3 separate regions of the Homo sapiens genome follow, and all the other regions are linked to region 2. Evidence: chromatin loops called from intact Hi-C (ENCODE). Cell type or tissue: endothelial cell of umbilical vein. All regions are shown on one strand.

Region 1 (2,500 bases), 900 kb before region 2:
TATGTATATGCAGATGTAGTTGTCTTTAACTTTATCATTGATTTCCATCGTTATTACAGTGTTGGGTGAGAGAACCTGTTTATGTTACCTGCGACATTATGAGAAATGCAGATGTAGGAAAATAAACGTATTTGGCTTAGTTTCACAAAGCAAATTTACCATGGCACATGCCTCAGCTAAACCTGTTTTCAGACTCTTCAAGTTCTTTTTTTCTGTCTTCTTTTTTTCTGTCTGTTCATCAAGAACAGACTCATGTGCCCCTTTCGGCCCGGGATTTGTAGTAGAATTCGATGAGGAAAGAAAGTTGATATAATTATGCATCGTTATCAAAATTATAGTCAATAAAACCTTTCAAGTAAGTGGGTAGTTAATTGAGATCTAGAAGGCATTTGGGCTTTCTGGCTTCACTGGCCAGCTTGCAGTCACCTGAGTGCACAGAAAACTGCTTGTTTTCTGGAATATTTTCATGGTTGTGAAAATTGATAATGTATCACTGTTAGGTCTGATTTTGTTTCCTGTCCAAAGAGGAAAGGTCATCCTCCTCCTTATTAAATTTTGAAAAATAAATAACCACAGCAGTATCTCAACAGACTCAATGTGTTTATTTTACACTACAAGAATGTGAAATAATTGGACAGTATGTCACAGGGGGAAGAAAACTAGGAGAGCAGCTTGCCGGGTTTAATAAATTAACTTTGGCTCTATTTGCTGAAAAGATGATTATTGACAGTTGCGTATCTTGTTTATGAGCACACACCTTAAACTTGATCAGGAGGAAAGAGAAAATACTCAAAATTCTTGCTGATGAAAGAGCTTTTCCCGGCTTAGGGCAATTGCTTCAAAGAAAAAGTACAAAGGTTTGAACTTCCCACCCATGTGTTATTGGACAGGGAAAAAGGAAACATTTCATAGAGATAAGCTACCGTTTTGAATATTGAAGGAATTTAAAAGCAAAAATATCAGTATTGACACAATTACAGATACCGGTCTTCTTTAGAAAACATGCACCACTTTTTTTCTTTGTGGCTTAAAGAAAAAATTAACTTCGTGAATACCAGTCATCTACATGCATTAAATATAAGACAGGAAAACTTCTCTCTGCTCTTATCGCAAGTTAAGAATATTTTCTTTTAAATGCGACTTACCTTTTAAGATGAGTGAGGCTGAGTAAGTAAGGAAATGTTAAGAGGTGACTTTAAAAGAAACTTAACCATGCAATCTCTTATAGGTGACTCAACCTGTGATGGAAGTTAATTGCTATTATTAATTATAATTATTATTTTAAGTCTATGTTTTGAGGAGCTTCCAGAACTTTCTAACTCTGACAGCACCTGTCAGTAGGGAGGTAATGGGAAGGAGCATGTACCCATGGTATGAAATGCTTCTGCTGCTTAAGTCACAAAGTCACAGGGGGAACCGGAAGTACCCACAATTTCTCCCCAAGAAGCATGCACTTCAGCGGTGAATACAGACTTAGTCACAGAAGAGAGGTGAGGTCAGCGAACGACAGCAGAAACAGGAATCCTCCAGATACCAGACCTATTACCCAGAAGGTGGTTTTCTGCCAAAAATATCAGCTTGTAGACTGCTTATCTGAAAGGAGAGCTGCTGCCCATAGGTGACATATGGCTTGAGGACCAAACTGGAAAGTGAAACCACTGCTTTAAGAAAAAGAGCCCAAGAACCCACGAGATGCTCTCCTCAGAGGAAGAAGCTTCTTGATTTCAGTCCAAATCCATAAAACACATGAGAATCTTGAATATGTTCTTATCCAAATCGGTCATTATTGATCATCAACTGTAGTCCTAACTGCTGTACAATACCATCTATTGCTTTTATATCTGAAGTTCTGCACATCTAACAAATTTTTTCCATTAAAAGACTGCTGTCATTCGAAGCATTTTATAATTTATGAAGCACTTTCACCAAAATAAATCTGTTCCTTTCTCAACCTTCCTTAAAAATCAAGTGACCTGAAGTTAGAGTTAGGGAATAGGCCTAGATCTAAGACCTGAGAGTTTGGCCCTTTCCAAAAAATGTCATATAGCCCAATGGCACGATAAGAAGAACAACAAAAACTGTAACAGTAATAATAGCTGCCACTTGGTACTTAGACCAGAGAAAGAAATTTCCTACAAACCTTACAAGCAAAATCCCATTTTGCAGAGGTGGAAAGTGTTGTTCACATATTCGTGTAGCTCTCCTAAGGTCTTGGATCCTAAAGAATGGCAAAGCTCAGAGAGTAAACCAGGTCATCTGTATCTAATTTGTTCCTCTTTTCGCTGCATAGACTGTCAGCTAGTGCAACTTAACATTTTCAGAGAAGAGAAATTTTCATAATTCTTGTCTGGCTATAAAAGGTTGAGAGAACATACTCCCAAGCTGGGATATTCCTCTTTGAGCACGTATTGATATTTTGTTATTATTATTACTTTTAAAAATAGCTCTTCATTTGGTTCTATAATCTGGTAATTAAGGTAAACAATACACTATGAGTAGT
Region 2 (2,500 bases):
AGTCCCGGCCATCTTTCAGGATTCATTTATGCTGGCCGCCTTGGCTTCCTCATCTTGTACATATTTGGTTTAGAGAATGCGAGGAATTTGCTAGCTGAGCAAGTTTATTCATCCTGCTTTCTAACTAGGCTCTTTCCCACTGAGGTATGTTTCTAAAATTTCCCTCAGCAGGCTTTGTTGCAAAAGCAGTGCGGGGTTCAACGGGACAGTTTAAATCTAAAACAAATCCTCCCTAAAAATGCACTGTTCTCTGTCAGGACAGAATCTGGCTCTGTCTTTGAAACAGAAGTGCCTGAACTTATTACCAAAACTTCTAGCAAAGGCTGGAAGGACATCATCCCTCTATGTGCAGACAATACATTGAAAGAGGGCAATGGGACAAAGGTTATTTTCTAAGCACTCACTGCGTGCAACATGAGATGTCATTCCATTTTACTAATGTGAGAACTGACTGTTGCAGAAGTTAAATGACTTGGACAAGTTCAATTACTAAGTGGTAGAGCAGGAATTTAAAACCGAGTCTCATGACACAAGGCAGATTGCACTATGTGTGCGTAACCCCAAGTTGACCAACTGTATAACTAAATGTCACTAAGAAAGCGTAGACTACTAAATTAGATACTAAGATATCAAGGCTTGCATCTGTAATCCTAGCTATTTGAGAGGCTGAGGCAGGAGGATTGCTTGAGGCTAGGAGTCGGAGACCAGCCTGGGCACCAAACACAGTGTGACTCTCTCTAAATAATAAATAAAATACACTAGGTAAAATAAATAAATTAGATAAAACCATTATGCATTGAGTTGGAATTTAAGAAAAATATATAAATCAAAGTCTAGATTAATGACTTACAAAAATCATAAACTAAAGTGATTTTCTAATTTGCAAACAATCCTGATAGGTTGTTTCTAATTTGCAAACAACCTATCTTAATAATTCTTTGGAAAGTTACATTGGCTAGTGATGACATGAAGAAACCTTAATTTTTCTCATATTTAATTTTCTGGTGTGCATTTCTTTTGGAAAAAAAACATTAAATGTATCATATGGAAATGAATCCAAAAGTAACAATCAGTTAATTTCAGTTCATAGGTAATGTCCAAGGCAAAAGCAAGGAGAAAAATAAAATAGAACCACTGCACCATCTAGTGACGGAACTCTTGCTTTACAAGAAAACCACCTGATGCAATTACATTTTGCCAATCAGTCCCCAGAACTTTCTGAGCCTGAAAAATATTCATAAAATTGTCCAAAAGAAGAATGCCTAGTGACAATGAATCATAGAAAATTAAGAGCAGACAGGATAGATTCCTAAGTTTCCATTTGGAAGCTAGAGGCAAACCCAATTTTTAGTCCTCAAAGAGTGGGTGCCATGGATCCTGTTTACTTTCCCCTCTGCACCCAGAAGCTTGATGTAGTATTTTATGAGCTAATAAGGGTTTGAAGCCAGGCATGGTGGCACACACCTGTAATCCCGGCTACTCAAGGGGCTAAGGAGAAGGACTGCTTAGGCCCAGGAGTTCGAGACCAACCTGGGCAACACAGTGAGCGATCCACTCTCAAAAACAAAATAATAAAGGTTCAACTGCAAAACACAGATGGTGTAAGGATGTATTCAGTAAATCTGAAATGTTTCTCCACAAGCCTGACTAGGACTCATTCATAATGGTAAACACAAGGCTCAGTTTAAGACTAAAGCGTCTTTCTTCTAATTACCTTTCCCTGTAGTTTTGTCCAATGTAGGTGGTGATAAATCTGAAATTTACTAGCCAGGCATGGTGGTGCACATCTGTATTCCTAGCTACTGGGGAGGCTGAAGAGGGAGGATCACTTGAACCCAGGAGGTCAAGGCTGCAGTGAGCTAATTACACCACTGCACTCCAGGCTGGGCAACAGAGTCAGATCTCATCAATCACTCATTAAATCTGAAATAAGTAAATCCGAAATTTAATGTCTTATTTGAATGCTCTGCAAATAACAAAATGCCCAAAGAAAACTGACTTATTTTTTTAAATTACAAAAATATTACTTCAAGGGCCAAAAAAGATACTAGAACTAAAATAGAAAACTTTTTTGGGATCTCAAGATTTATATTTTGTCCAAGATGTTAACATTCATGGCCAGGGAGAAAATGTATTGAATAATTTTATGATTAGTGTGAATGAATAAAAAAAATTACCAAGGAAGAAGAAAATATATTTCCACGGAGTAATTACGTGGAATGAGTAGGTCAGTGTATGTGAAAAAACGTTTACTTCCATTATGCTTGCGCAATGTTTAAAGTGAAGCTAGTTTTCATTCCAGCAAGATTTGAAACATTTATAGTGACTGGCTCTGTCAGCTCCAATCTCTTCACAGGCAAGATAGCAGTTGAATCTAGTTGGGTACTTAGCACTTCCCTGAGAAATCCCAAACATTCAAAATATGCATAAATTTGACAATTCAAATCCTCGGTTGATAATTTTTCAAGACCACATAATTTCATCTGGTTTTTTACAGTAA
Region 3 (2,500 bases), 650 kb before region 2:
CTTAGACATGTTAGTAAACATTGCTATGTGGAAGTCACCATGTTACCAAAATTAGCAGCAGATTCAGTGGAGAATAGGAAGGAAGCCTGAGCAGGACAGACTTTCTAAGGAAACGGAGAAAGCTGAGGTTCCTGCCTCACATTTTCCATACAATTGCGCTGTACTTTAGAACCATCTACCTCTTAGTGAAGTCCAACCCCTATTCTACGAATGAGAAAATGGAGACCCAGAGACAAAGAAGTGACTTACCCAAGAACACTTATGGTATCACTGGAACAAGACCAGGGGCGAGATCTCCCTTCTAACATGACTTGGCCCACATTACTACTACTCACTTGCCAAGCAGATACTCCAATCCTCCCCTTCAAACAATGAATATGATAAAATCATCCTTTTAAAGAATAACTGAATTTCAGTTCAGGAAGCACTGTAATTGTCCAAGTGAATGTTTGTCAAATATCTCTTTCTGGTTTTGTTTCTTCATGAATGATCTAGAGTCTGGTCACTTGCTGTCTGGCCCATCCTCAAAAGCCAAACTTTCTCCTAAACTCTGGCTATCTCAGTAGGTCCATGGACACCAATGAAGTCCCCATCTCTGAATGCAAACCTTCCTGATCAATGTAACCTTGGAGAACAGGTTAATTCTAGCACCTTGAGTGAGTTCCAGGTAGGATTCTGGCAGTTCTGGTTGGGTTTGCAGCCAAGAGCCAAAATGCCCCAAAAGAGCCTGAAGTGGACCCTGGTCTTGGTCTTGGCCTTAGAGGTCAGCAGAGCAGTGTTTAACAGCAGAGACTTTTGCTTCAGAAAGACTTGACTTCCAAGTCAATCCAAGCCCAGCCATTTGTCTGTGACTGGACCACTAAGTGACCTCCGCCTCCGTTTCCTCACTTAAAAGTTGAAGTAATAAGAAACACTTCCCTGTGGTTTTGAAAGGATTAAGTTGGCTACTTACTATACATATCTAGCATAATGTGTTAGTGTCAGGAACATGGGATTCACCCCATGAAAGGGGATGTCATTGTTAACTGGTCTGAGAACCCAGAGAAGCAGCAGAAAGACACCTTGGGGGTTCTTGCTTCCAGGCAGCCACCTGGGAGTCAGTTTTCAGATCCTGGCTCTCTACTACCAGCTGAGGGAGCATTTCCAGTTTCAGCTCTCAAATTGTGCCAGTTTAATAAATGCATCAGACCACAAGGTGGTGCTTGATTCTAAAGTTTGATATCAGGAGGCTTTTCTAACCACAAAAGTAGTGAATAGCAAAGTGCATTCAACATTGTTAACAAGAGCCAACTTCCTAACCCTGATACAGATGTATAGGTGGGCTCCTGGCCTCTCTGACTGAAGACCAAGGAGTGTGAGCCACACAAGGAGCATTTGGCATGTGAGGGGGATGGGGAGAGCCTCAGCAAAGCTGAAGCCTTTATTTGGTTTCTTTTCCTACAGCATTATGTAAACTCCTGTCAAACCTACACTTGTGCTGTGTGGTTGTCCTCCAATTTCTGTATTACTCAGGCTCCCATGAGCAGCAGTTCAAGGAGTACAGGGAGGAGGAGCGGAAGAAGGGTGTTCTTGGGACATCAACCCCAAGGTATTTCAAAGCCCACTTCCTCTCGTAGTGCAATGACTGATGCCTCCAGCTATGAGTACAGGTCATGAGGCTCTGTATGTAAAGCAGATGTCACCCCTTTTTATTTTCAACATGCCAGCGTGATGCCACTGGGTCTTGGTGAGTTGGCATCACACACATCATCAGCAGCAATCTTGCCCATGCGGTCGGCTCTGTATAATAACATCTGTATTATAATAATAATAATCATAGTGCCTTAGGTAGGTAGAGCAGCTTGAATTGTCCAAAGGACTTTGCAACCAATTTGCAGTTATTATTGACAGAGCTTTGGTCCTGGTGCAGTCGCTACCTGGACATGACCTTGGGCAATTTCGTGAATTCTGTTTACCTGTAAAATGGTGGAGGAAGAAGGCGGGTAGACTAGATAATTTCTACAGTCCTCTTTAATGCTAGAATTCTGTGAATCAGTCTTGTTTTTCCCTCAGAAGAAGTTCTCCATCCATGAACATTTAGGCTTTAGGGGATGCTAAGAGGGATTTAGGGGGAACCCCTGATGAAAACAAGCAAAATGGAAAAGATCAGGAAAAGGTAGGAGGACAGAGCTAGGAAGGGCTAGGCTTGGAGACAGAATAAAAGAGCTGAAAAGGACTCAGGACCTATAACTTTGGATGAAGGCAACTGAAAGGCTTTTGTGGGAAATACCCCTGTAAAGGAAAACAAAGAGAAAAAAGAGAAAACTTAAATCTGCTGGGTTTTCTTTGGATCCAGCCAAAGGATTAGCTCTAAGATTGTTTTCTAGCTGATCCTCTGATAACAGCTTTCTAAAGGCTTGTGTAGACATCCCTTCACCAAATTTTTTGACCTTTTAATCCTTCTGAAAGTGACCTGTCCCTCTTTCTACTAATGAGAACAGAAAAATAAAAGAAAGTTTGC

The links. Peaks named below come from ENCODE experiments on the same cell type or tissue, not always from the same donor. Only the 100,000 strongest peaks of a DNase experiment are listed, where the experiment ranks them.
Region 1: it touches region 2 in a loop (4-fold over the local background); 2 of 110 quality-filtered maps call a loop at or near these places.
Region 3: it touches region 2 in a loop (19-fold over the local background); 64 of 110 quality-filtered maps call a loop at or near these places.

What each region holds. Positions count from the first base shown.
Region 1 is chr6:12,482,942-12,485,441 of GRCh38, reverse strand. No RefSeq gene overlaps it. Among named protein-coding and RNA genes, the nearest start is that of LINC02530, 100 kb to the left of the region's middle. RefSeq lists enhancers at 1,669-1,748, 788-1,987. In endothelial cell of umbilical vein, no CTCF peak of the experiment used is centred here; DNase peaks (open chromatin) are centred at 1,101 and 1,521; H3K27ac peaks cover 2,305 bases.
Region 2 is chr6:11,584,266-11,586,765 of GRCh38, reverse strand. No RefSeq gene overlaps it. Among named protein-coding and RNA genes, the nearest start is that of TMEM170B, 48 kb to the right of the region's middle. In endothelial cell of umbilical vein, a CTCF peak has its summit at 1,128 (motif pointing left); a DNase peak (open chromatin) is centred at 1,125; H3K27ac peaks cover 1,094 bases.
Region 3 is chr6:12,232,881-12,235,380 of GRCh38, reverse strand. It overlaps a transcript of EDN1 not described here. Among named protein-coding and RNA genes, the nearest start is that of EDN1, 56 kb to the left of the region's middle. In endothelial cell of umbilical vein, a CTCF peak has its summit at 1,162 (motif pointing right); a DNase peak (open chromatin) is centred at 1,180.